Regions from separate parts of the Homo sapiens genome. Here region 1 is linked to region 2. A link is an interaction called in ENCODE POLR2A ChIA-PET data of the cell type or tissue named here. Cell type or tissue: A673. All regions are shown on one strand. Links, peaks and the distances in the headings refer to the core of each region. The heading gives the core; the rest is flanking DNA. Region 1 holds the start of LOC124907907 (a long non-coding RNA gene). Region 2 has its middle 33 kb from the start of CHRNA1.

Region 1 (5,380 bases), core at 328-5,327, 88 kb after region 2:
TGGTGTCTTGCTTCTCAGTACTGTCGTTCTGCTACGTCTGTTGTTCTGTATTTATGAGCCTTCTTAAAACTCACCCTGGATGAATGGCAAGGCTTTCCTATGTGTCCCTAGCCAGTCATTTTATGAACAAGGAAATTTGCCATTTTCTTTCAATGTTTTGGTCAACAACAAAGATGAATATAGGGCCTAATTATTTGGAATTCAGTTGCACAACGTTGGAAAGCGCCAGTTTGGTTGTTGGCATCAGGCCCTGTGTTATGCCGAAGAAGAATAACCCCACTAGGTAGGGCTCTAGCTTTGAAGACAGCTGGTCAAAGGGCTTGAGAATTTTGGCTTAGATCACATCACAATGGTATCAACAAGGTACCAGTGTATAGTCTACCAGCAAGAGAACTTTCTTGACCTTTCAACTTCCTTTAGCTGTTCCAAGGGTCAGAAACAGCATTTGCTGGCTTTTGCAGGATTGTTAATGAGGAGAGGCTTTGCATGACATAATACTCCAAAAATCCCTCAGGGTCATTTTAGAAACAATTGCCCTGGGGTCTGGCTGGACCATTTGACGTACATTGTAAAGCACAGACCATATCTTGCCACAGTTACCTGCTGCACAACTCATGTGGTGTGCATGGGTTTAAATTTCTCTCAGAGACAGAACAACAAGAAGGCAGTTATGGTGTGTACTGGAAATGACACTTGACTTATAGTCAGAAACGGGTTCAAATTCCAATTTTATCACTTATTTACTTATTTGAACAAATCTCTTCAATTCTTGGAACCTTAATCTCCTCATTGGTAATATAAGAATAATTACATATAATATTTAACTCAAAGGGTTGTTTAAGCTAAATTGATTTTTTTAAACATGTAATATTAAAACAGAAACACTCTTTTAAGGTATTTTACCACACTTTCTCGTGGTCCAAACCAAGGTTTCATTTCAGTAAATCGAGTGACTGACAGGTTTACTTGCTATACCTTTATCCCTATTCCTTCCCCTCTACTCTAGGCTTCTCTATGAAAAATCAAATAAGGAATTTTAGTGTTAACTTTCATTCAAACACATAAAAAACCACACAACAATATTTGTATTTTATGGCCAGAATTTCCGCCATATCCCTCCAGTGATATCAAAGCTTTAAAAATTGAAAAGTACTTCATTTTTTAAAAGAGAAGAAAAAAAGATTGTGAATTCTTGTTTACTACTGTGCCTCCTGAATTAGACATTAGGAAACTCAGAATTCTAGCCATTCAGCAGGTCTAGCAACATTATTTTCTCAATTGAGCTCCTCAACTCTTTAGCAATTATGTTTACATTTTTCGTGACATCACCTAATCTAGAACAGATTCCTCAGTTATGATGGCTTTTAGTGACTGGAAATGAGGTAGTAGGAAACCCACCCTGAGAGCCTCCCTTCTACAGATACCTCTGTAGATCTCCAGATTGCCTGCATGTCTCAAGAGTCCAAAATTTGTAGAAGCAGTCCCCAGGATGTTTTTGGTTATGTCATAGCCAGTGGGTTCCTTGCTGCCTCTACCCCACACTTACCCACATTATTTGTGAAAGCTGTAGCTTGTCCTCCATATAGGGAGGGGGGTGGGGGAGTGAATATGGATACCTGGCAGCATACCCTTTTAGAAAGATTTCTGATGCCTGTGTAATATTACAACCTCTTATACAATTATTCTTATTAACATGAACCTACCACTACATTTCTCAAAACAACAGAATGACTTTACCAATTAATAGAGTCCTACTATGTAGTTCTCTGATGTTTATGAAGAAAGGTCACATGTATTTGATCTCTTGAAAAAAGTATTAAGTAGGATTTCTAAACCATTACATATTAAAACACATACACAGCTGGGGTGGAGGGTACTATACTAATTAAGAGCATGATCAGTCAGAAAAAGTCTAGAAAAGAGGGGAAAGACAGGAAGAAAATAATATAACTGAACACATGATAAAATTGCAGGAATAAGTTAAACAAAAATAAATGTGACTAGGTTAAATTCTTCTAATAAAATCAGTGACTCTCATTGTTTAAAAAGATAATCTAGCTATATACCATCTTTAGGAGTCATATGTATAGCAAAATAACACAGAAAGGATGAAAAGGGGATAGGTTAGTGAATGCTAACTAACAAAAATCAGGACAGTAATATTAATATTTAAAAATGTAGGATTGAATGTAAAAAAAATACTAAATGAGACATAGAATAAGAAATACAAATCCAACAAGAGGATTTAACAATAATGAACCTTTATGCACTGAGTATCCTAGCACTGAAAAATCTGTTAAAAATACAAATAAAATAATACAGGCCAGGCATGGTGGCTCACGCCTGTAATCCCAGAACTTTGGGAGGCCAAGGTGGGCAGACCACTTGAGGTCAGAAGTTGGAGACCAGCATAGCCAACATGCAAAACCCGGCTCTACTAAAAATACAAAAATTAGCCAGCTTGGTGTTGCGTGCCTGTAATTCCAGCTACTTGGGAGGCTGAGGCTCGAGAATCTCCTGGACCCAGGAGGCGGAGGTTGCAGTGAGCTGAGATTGCACCACTGCACTCCACCTTAGGTAATGGAGTGAGACTCTGTCTCACACACACACACACACAAAATACATATAAATAAAATTTAAAAATTTAAAATACAAATGAAGTTTTTCATCGTGATAGTGGGAGGCTAACAAAATGCTTTCAATATTTCATCAAGTAGACAAAAATAAATAGGAACAGAATATTTGAATAGCATTTTTCCATTATCATTATTGACTTAACCCAACAAATAGGACATACACACAATTTTTTTAAAAGATCATGGAGCATTTACAAAAATTGATTAAATACTCAACCACAAAGAAGATGTCCAATTAACAAAAACTAGACATGTATTGGCCACATATAATAGTATAGTAGCATTGAAAATTAACACAAGATGGTTCCTTCCCCCACCTCCATCTAAGCACTTAGAAATTAAGGTATGATCCTTCTAAATAATCCTTGGGTCAAGAAAACCAGTACTAAAACTATGGACTATTTAAAAGTTAACAATGAGAATATAATGCATCAAAATGTGTGGAATAGGACTAAAAATACACTTAAATAAGTTAAGGCTTTTATTTAAAAGGACTGGAAAAAATAAGATTGTGACTTAAGAAGCTAATAAAATAAAGCAAAACAAAGTGGGGAAAAGGAAATAAGAAACGTGGAGGAGGTGCCAGGTGCAGTGGCTCACACCTATAATCCCACTGCTTTGGGAGGCTGAGGTAGGAGGATCATTTGAGGGCAGGAGTTCAAGGTTTCCGCAAGCTATGATCATGTCTCTGCACTCCAGCCTGGGCGACAGAGGGAGACCCAGTCTCAACAACAACAACAACAAAAAAGGCCGGGCGCGGCGGCTCATGCCTGTAATCCCAGCACTTTGGGAGGCCGAGGCAGGTGGATCACGAGCTCAAGAGATGGAGACTATCCTGGCTAACACAGTGAAACCCCTTCTCTACTAAAAATACAAAAAAATTAGCCGGGCGTGGTGGTGGGTGCCTGTAGTTCCAGCTACTCGGGAGGCTGAGGCAGGAGAATGGCATGAACCTGGGAGGCGGAGCTTGCAGTGAGCCGTGATTGCGCCACTGCACTCCAGCCTGGGCGACAGAGTGAGACTCTGTCTCAAAAAAAAAAAAAAAAAAAAAGGTGGAGGAAGGAAGTAATGAAGATAAAGCAGAAGAAAATTAGAATTTAAAATAACATAAAAATAAAAGAAAATTAGAATTGACAGGAAAGCAAGAATGCAGGGTCCCTAGGAGAGCTGCTGCAGTGAGAATGGAAAGCTGAGATAAGGGAATGTTAAACATTGTCCTTGCCCTCCTTGCAGCTTAGGTTTGGTTGAAGTGAAAGGCATGTGCAGAAAATAAAGAATAGGACTATTCAATAAAGTGGTCATTTATGAATATAGAGTTGGTATTCTATCTTGGTATGGTATGGTAAATCTGGTATGGTTGGTATGGTAAATCTCTCTATAGCAAAGAGTAGCAGTTAGGCTCTGAGTCTCTGCACCGATAGAACTGAACCTGTATATTGGCTTCAGACTTATCAAGAGACTCTGGAGAGGTTAGTTAACCACGTAAATCTTAATTACTCTGTCTGTAAAGTGGAGATCACAGTACCTACCTCACAGGATTATAATGAGAATTAAATGAAAATATGTATATAAAGCACTCAGCTCAATGTCAAAGCATGTGGCACAGGCTTGGTAAATGGTTGCTGAAAAAAGTCAGTGCAGCATCTCTTCCAGTCCCTCCTGGGTACTGGTGAGATGAGTAAGGCACTATCAGTATTTTGGTACACTTTATACAGGAGTGGGACAGTAAATAGTATTTAGAGTAGCCAAGTTCTGCCTACCTGGATGAAAAGGTTGGGCATTTTGTCTGTGACCATTTGTAAGATATGCCAGTGGGAAATGGTTGAATTAGTCTCTGTCCATTAAAAGAAAAAAGATCTATAAAACATCATGCTCCCAAAATAACAGCGGTTCATTAGCTGGAGAGAAAATCCTGGCCACAGAGAGGGGACTCCTGGTCAGTCCTGCCACTGTGCACTTATTTATCTGTCTCAGTAGGAAAGCAGAAGCAAGGAGACCTTTGGATCTGCCTGCTGACCAGTCAGCACATTTGCTCCTCATCAGCCAGACTGAAACTCCATTCTTGCAACCCCTCAGCATCAATATTAGGTTGCCCAGGCATGATAATGGACTCATGAGGTCTTGGAAAAGTAATGGAGTAAACACAAAAGGAGTCAGTAAACCCAGAAAAGAATTTAACACCTTCCCTCATCCTTCTGCACATGGATATCCAATGTTCCCAGCACCATTTATTGAAGAGAATGTCTCTTACCCAGTATGTGTTCTTGGCACTTTTGTTGAATGGGAGTTGAGTGTAAGTGCATAAATTTATTTCTGGGCTCTATTCTGTTCTATTGGTCTATGTGTCTGTTTTTATTCTAGTACATGCAGTTTTGGTCACTATAGTTTTGCAGTATATTTTGAAGTCAGATATGCCTTCAGCTTTGTTCTTTTTGCTCAGGATTGCTTTTGCTCTTTTGGATCTTTTATGGTTTCATATGAATTTCAGGATTTGTTTCTGTTTCTGTGAAGAATGTCATTGGTATTTTGATAGGGATTGCATTAAATCTGTAGATTGCTTTGGGTAGGTTGGCCATTTTAACAATATTAATTCTTTAAATTTAAATTCTTTAAATTAAAGAATTAAAATTAAAGCGGGGAGGGATAGCATTAGGAGATATACCTTATGTAAATGACGAGTTAATGGGTGCAGCACACCAACACGGCACGTGTATACATATGTAACAAACCTGCACATTGTGCAC
Region 2 (5,380 bases), core at 177-5,176:
AGTGAAATATTATTCAGCCATGAAAACGAATGAAGTGTTGATCCATGCTACAACATGGCTGAACTCTGAAAATATTATCCTAAGTGAAAAAAGGCAGACACGAAAGGCCACATATTGTGTAATTCCCTTTATGTAGGATGTCCAGAATAGGCAAATATATCAAAGTGGCAAGGAGACTATTGGTTATCTAGGCTTGGGAATGTTGTTGGTGATAGCTAAAGGATACAGAAATGTGAAGGGTGGGGGTGAAAATGTTCTGAAGTTGATTTTGTGATGGATGCTAAAAACCATTGAGTTGTATATTTTAAAATGTATGGTACGTGAATTATATCTCAATAAAACTGTTAAAGGGGGAAAAGTTATATCAGAAAAAACTTCCAGAGCTTATTGATCAGAAAAAAAAAAACCTACATGTTTTCTTTAAAAATTAGAGCTGAGATATGTCCAGGCCCCAGGGCCCTCCTGTCTCAGATTGGCTGGCGCTGCAGGCTTTCACACACTTGATTTCTTCCATGGTGAGGTTTGTACAGAGTGCAACATATATTTGGACAGACGAGTAGCAAATTTGTTTCTCTAATTTGTCTTCCTTACATAGTTTCTGAGAGAAGGGTTCATTGGTAATCTTGTTGCCAGTTGGAAAAATTTTTATCCTTATCTGTCTGGAAAATTAAGTCTATTTTATCTTTTTCCTCAAGGTAATTTTGTCCAGGTTTGATAGCAGGTCACCTTTCTGGGGATTCCATGCTCCTAGTGACAGAAGGGGACCCAACAACTCTCCCTGCCCCGAGGATGTGTAAAGTGACACCAGACTTACTCTTCCGCTTTAATGTTAAATAAAAAAGAAGCTGAGCTATGATTTTGTAAGATACAACCAAAATGGAGACTAGAAGGAGATTGTGCAAGGATGGTTCTGCCCTAAACTGTCTGAGAAAGGGAGAGAAATGCTTCCACCAGCAGGCACAGCACTTGTGGGAATAAACGGGAAGGTTCGTGCTTGTGCTGAGTGCGGTCTGGGGAGTAATAGACATTTTCACGAGAGGCTGCAGGATGGGGAGAGACACTTCAGGCCAGAGTTGGGCAGAGCTTATCCTGGCTTAACTGGGGGCAGGAGGTGTCCAGAAGCATAGGGAGGTTTTTGTCAACTAAGGAACAGTGCTGATGCGGCAAGAACGGGAACAGGGCAGGGCATGGAACCCAGAGGGAAGACGGGGGTGATCCCCGACTTCAGGTGGAGTGACAGTGGGCAGGCAGTCGCAGTCCTGTCAAGGCCAAGGGTATTTGGAGGGGCCTGTGGTTCTGTAGTCTCCCACTGTCTACCTAGGAGGTGGCTGTAACCTAGCCCTGGGGGTAGAGAAAGGAACTTTAGGGGGGCTTCTCCATAGAGGTCAGGAGAGGAAGGGGCTTCAGGAGAAGATAAGCAGCAGCCTTGGCCCTTGGGGTTGGCCTGCCCTCATCTTCCCTCTGTTCACTTTCACATCTTCATGTTTGTAATGCAAAGTTCATTTGGAAACTTGTAGCCTCTTTTAGTTGGACTAAAGGCATCAAAGGAAGGGGGTATAGCTTTTGTTCACATTTAGGCTGCCATTCTACAGGACAGCTGGGCGTGAACGGAGTACTACCTGCAATAAGAAAGCGGGAGAGGAGAAATTCGGTAGGGGGTGGTTTGCACAGCAGCTCCCCCCAGACAAAGATTCTGCTGCCAGACGCAACCTTCCTATCATCAAGGACGGAAAACTGAGGCTGGAGAAATTCTTTACAAACAAACCTTGTTATACCATCTTCCCGAACACATGTCTACCCAATTAGCTCCCTCGCCCAAGTCCCTTTGTCTTTCCTCATTTTCACAACTTACTATGCTTTGTCCAATTCAGTACATAAGTAACAGATTCTAACGGCTTCTTTGGGATTTCATTTCCGTATGAGGGCTCCTGTGCCACATAAAACTTGTATTAAGTGAATTTGTATGTTTTTCTTCTGTTGATCTATCTTATATCAATTTAATTCTTGAGTCCAGCCAGGACCCCAAGGGGATGGAGGTGCAGTTCTGCCTCCCCTACAGTTTCTGGTGACAAGGGAGGGACCCTAAAAGGCAGGGATGCCCACTAGCTCTGCAGCTTGGAGATGGGACTGGGAAGACTGACAAAAGATGGTAGAAAGTAGGAAATCTCACCCAGTCAGCTCTTAGATCTCTGTCTGTAGTGGCCATTCGAGAAAGGGAGGTAAACATTGTTCGTCGTCTTTTCCTTTCCAATTCAGATTGGTAGGAGAAAACATTTATAAGAATTAATTTTTCAAATTGTGACTCTTGTGAATTTGGTTCTGAGTACCCATTGGTTATAGATCACAGCCTCCCAGGAATGGTCCTTGTTTTCCTTGTCTCTGTCTTTTGTGTAGTTTGTCATAAGGAGGAAAATCATAAGATTTGGCCTTCATCTTGTTTTATGTCTTGAGAGCTTAGCTCGGGAACCAGTGAGGATATTCTCTGTGGTCTTTGCCAGCAGAAGTCGCACGTTGTCAGGCTTGCTTCAGGCGGCTAGCCAACTGGCTAGGAGTCCAGAACCAAAGTATCTCTTTGTCCCACTGTGCCAGCTCTTAGGGGAGTTTGTCTTAATTGTCTCAACTTCATTGCCTTGTTTTTAAAAAGGTCTGGCCGTTCTTAGGATATTCGGAGCAATTTGGATGCCAAGGCGGACAGTGTGCTTTTGCACCCTCTCTTGGAGGCACTTCTTGAGCCCATGGTTAAGTGATAAAAGGCTTCTTGGTTTTAAGCCATGAAAAGGCTTGTTGGTTTTGAGTCACAATTGAAATAGGTATACTTCTAAAAATTTGGACTTTTGTATCTAAAAGGGTTTTATTGTTGTTGTTGTTTTTTTTTTTTTTTTTTTTTTTTTTGAGAGACGGAATCTCGCTCTGTTGCCCAGGCTGGAGTAGAGTGGCACTATCTTGGCTTACTGCAACCTCCACCTCCCGGGTTCAAGCGATTCTCCTGCCTCAGTGTCCCAAGTAGCTGGGACTACAGGCATGCGCCACCAAGCCCAGCTAATTTTTGTATTTTTTAGTAGAGACGGGGTTTCACTATATGTTGTTCCAGGCTGGTCTGGAACTCCTGATCTCGGGCGATCCACCCGCCTTGGCCTCCCAAAGTGCTGGGACTACAGGCGTGAGCCACCGCGCCCAGCCAGTTGTTTGTTTTTAAAGAGTGCTCTCATCCTAAGCTGTCCTATTGGGTACCTATGGGAAAATCAAATTAAACGACACAAAATAATTTAATGGCTACCCTTAGCGATTCCCTTAGCAAGATTAAAGAACACAATCAGACTTAAAACAAAAATTCAATCCACACCGCTATAAATTTTCCCTGGGTGGTGAGACTGCAAAAGGCACTTAAGTCACCAAAGCCCGGGACTTGGCAGGAGGCCCCAGCGTGGAGGCTGCAGCTCATGCTGACCAGGAAGGCCCGGAGCATCTCACGGTCATGAAAGGGCCTCCGCCCTCACGCAGGAGGTCCCCGGAGGCAGGTCTGGAACTCCGTCCAGTCCTCAGAGTGGCAGTGCACTAGCGACCCTGACTACGAGCTCCAGGAACAGGCGAAACCTGCCGCACTCAGCTCCTAGGGGCCCCAATTCTGACAAAGGGAGCCTGCAGCACTCTGTGTAGGATCCTTAAAGTCTTTGATGGGCTTAGAGCTAGAACCAACCAACCAGAGAGGAGAAAGAAAACGGATTCAAAGACAGGAAATACAATCGGCTAAAAGCAGCGTTTAATAGCCGCGTCCTGGCTAGGGAAGGGAAGGCACCAATGCGAGGCCTGCGTGGCTGAGTGGCGTCACCTTGCCCTTCCCGTGTAATGGGACCAAGGAAGAAGCACAGACCTACTGCCCGGGGCTCCCGCCCTCCACAGCCCCTCCCCTCCGGGTTTCCCAGCGCGGGAGCTATGGGGCAAGTGCACTGCCTCGCCGCTCCACACTCGCTTGAACGCGTAAGAAATCCTCGTCAGACTCAGCTCCGGGCTGGGAGGGCTTGCGGAGGCAGCGGCGCAGCAAGCTGGCCCCAGCCCGGGTGGCAGTTCGCACCCACGCACGTCCAGCCGGGGTCACCACCTGGAAGCGCTGCATCCCATCACCTGCGTCGGGTCCTTCCAGTGCCCACCGATTCCACTGCCCAGTTACGGGGAGGATTGTACGGGGGGTGGGGAGGGACACACAGCACCTCACGCACGCCGAGGGCACCAGGACCCTCTAGCAGCGACGCGCCTCAAGTCGCTGCAGAAGCTGCAGAAGGTACATCTAGCCCTGTCTGCATGGGCTCCTTCGGCGGAAGGGAACATCTCACACTCCAACCCGAGCAAATCTAGCGCTCCTGCCAACACCGCCCGCCGCAACAGCAACGAATTCATCCATCCCAGATTCGCCACCAGGGTCCGACGGTTCTGTCCCCGCGGGCCTTACCACTTGGCTTGCGGTGTTGACGCTGGACTGTCCGAAGGCTTTTGGCAAAGTTGCTTCCCAAGCATGTTTACTGTGGAAGGGTGAACAGCCACCAAAGACACCACCTGCAACACAAGTACATAGGAGGTTAAGAGCCACGTGTCTTTTCTGAATTAAGGGTAAAAGTGAGAGTTTCAGGAAGATGATGCTTATAATTAGAAACTCTTAACTTTCCCCCACTTTTACCTTTTTAGATCCATGGTTCAATTGCAAATACCTTCATTAAGCTTAATTGTCATTTTTTTTTAAAGGGAGGACAGGGGTTGCATTGGCAGGACTCACTTGTTCCTTCCCATAGGTCTGGTTCATTCCTCCCTGGGCACTTCCTGGCTGGGACTCGGGTGTCCCCGGCATATCACCGACTGCTCTGAGCCCCTCTGAGGCTGTCTACTAGGGAGAGTGCTGGTGGAACTGTGTGATCCAGAAATAACGCTCTTAAAAGTCTATGTTTTTATGATAATTACAGAATAGAATTTTAACATTGGAATTAACTTTTACTCCAACATTTCTCTATATAGTTGCAAAACTAGTTCAGAAATCTTAATGATCCACTTTTCCTTAAGAAGAATTGCATTTCTGTTTCCAGAAAGAATGCCTTGTGAAGAAGCTGCCCCCTCTTTAAATACACAGATCACAAAGCAAGTGGGAAAACAGATCTACATAGATACACAAATATTTATTCCTTCCACAAATGGAAGGATGCTGAGTGTTCTCCGTACCCGGCGCCATTCTTGGTCCTTGGGATATAACGATAAATCAAAATCAGGAAATATTTTATTTTACATAATAGATAATAAACTGAAGTAGAAATGATAAAATTTTTTAAATGGCATTAGAGGGCAGAGAGGAAATAAACAAGGAAATCTGTAAAATAGGTTGTGGCACCTTGGATAA

Evidence for each region. ChIA-PET counts read pairs that join two places held together with the same protein. Peaks named below come from ENCODE experiments on the same cell type or tissue, not always from the same donor. Only the 100,000 strongest peaks of a DNase experiment are listed, where the experiment ranks them.
Region 1: POLR2A ChIA-PET joins it to region 2 with 10 read pairs; 2 of 35 experiments call an interaction of 5 or more read pairs at or near these places.

Annotation. Positions count from the first base shown.
Region 1 is chr2:174,640,651-174,646,030 of GRCh38, reverse strand. It overlaps LOC124907907 (a long non-coding RNA gene), which reads right to left and starts at 3,754. Exons shown (of 2, transcript XR_007087310.1): 1 at 1-3,754. It also overlaps a transcript of WIPF1 not described here. In A673, for the core only: no CTCF peak of the experiment used is centred there; no DNase peak of the experiment used is centred there.
Region 2 is chr2:174,728,892-174,734,271 of GRCh38, reverse strand. No RefSeq gene overlaps it. Among named protein-coding and RNA genes, the nearest start is that of CHRNA1, 33 kb to the left of the region's middle. RefSeq lists a silencer at 3,817-4,111 and an enhancer at 3,710-4,449. In A673, for the core only: no CTCF peak of the experiment used is centred there; no DNase peak of the experiment used is centred there; H3K4me3 peaks cover 709 bases; H3K27me3 peaks cover 4,281 bases.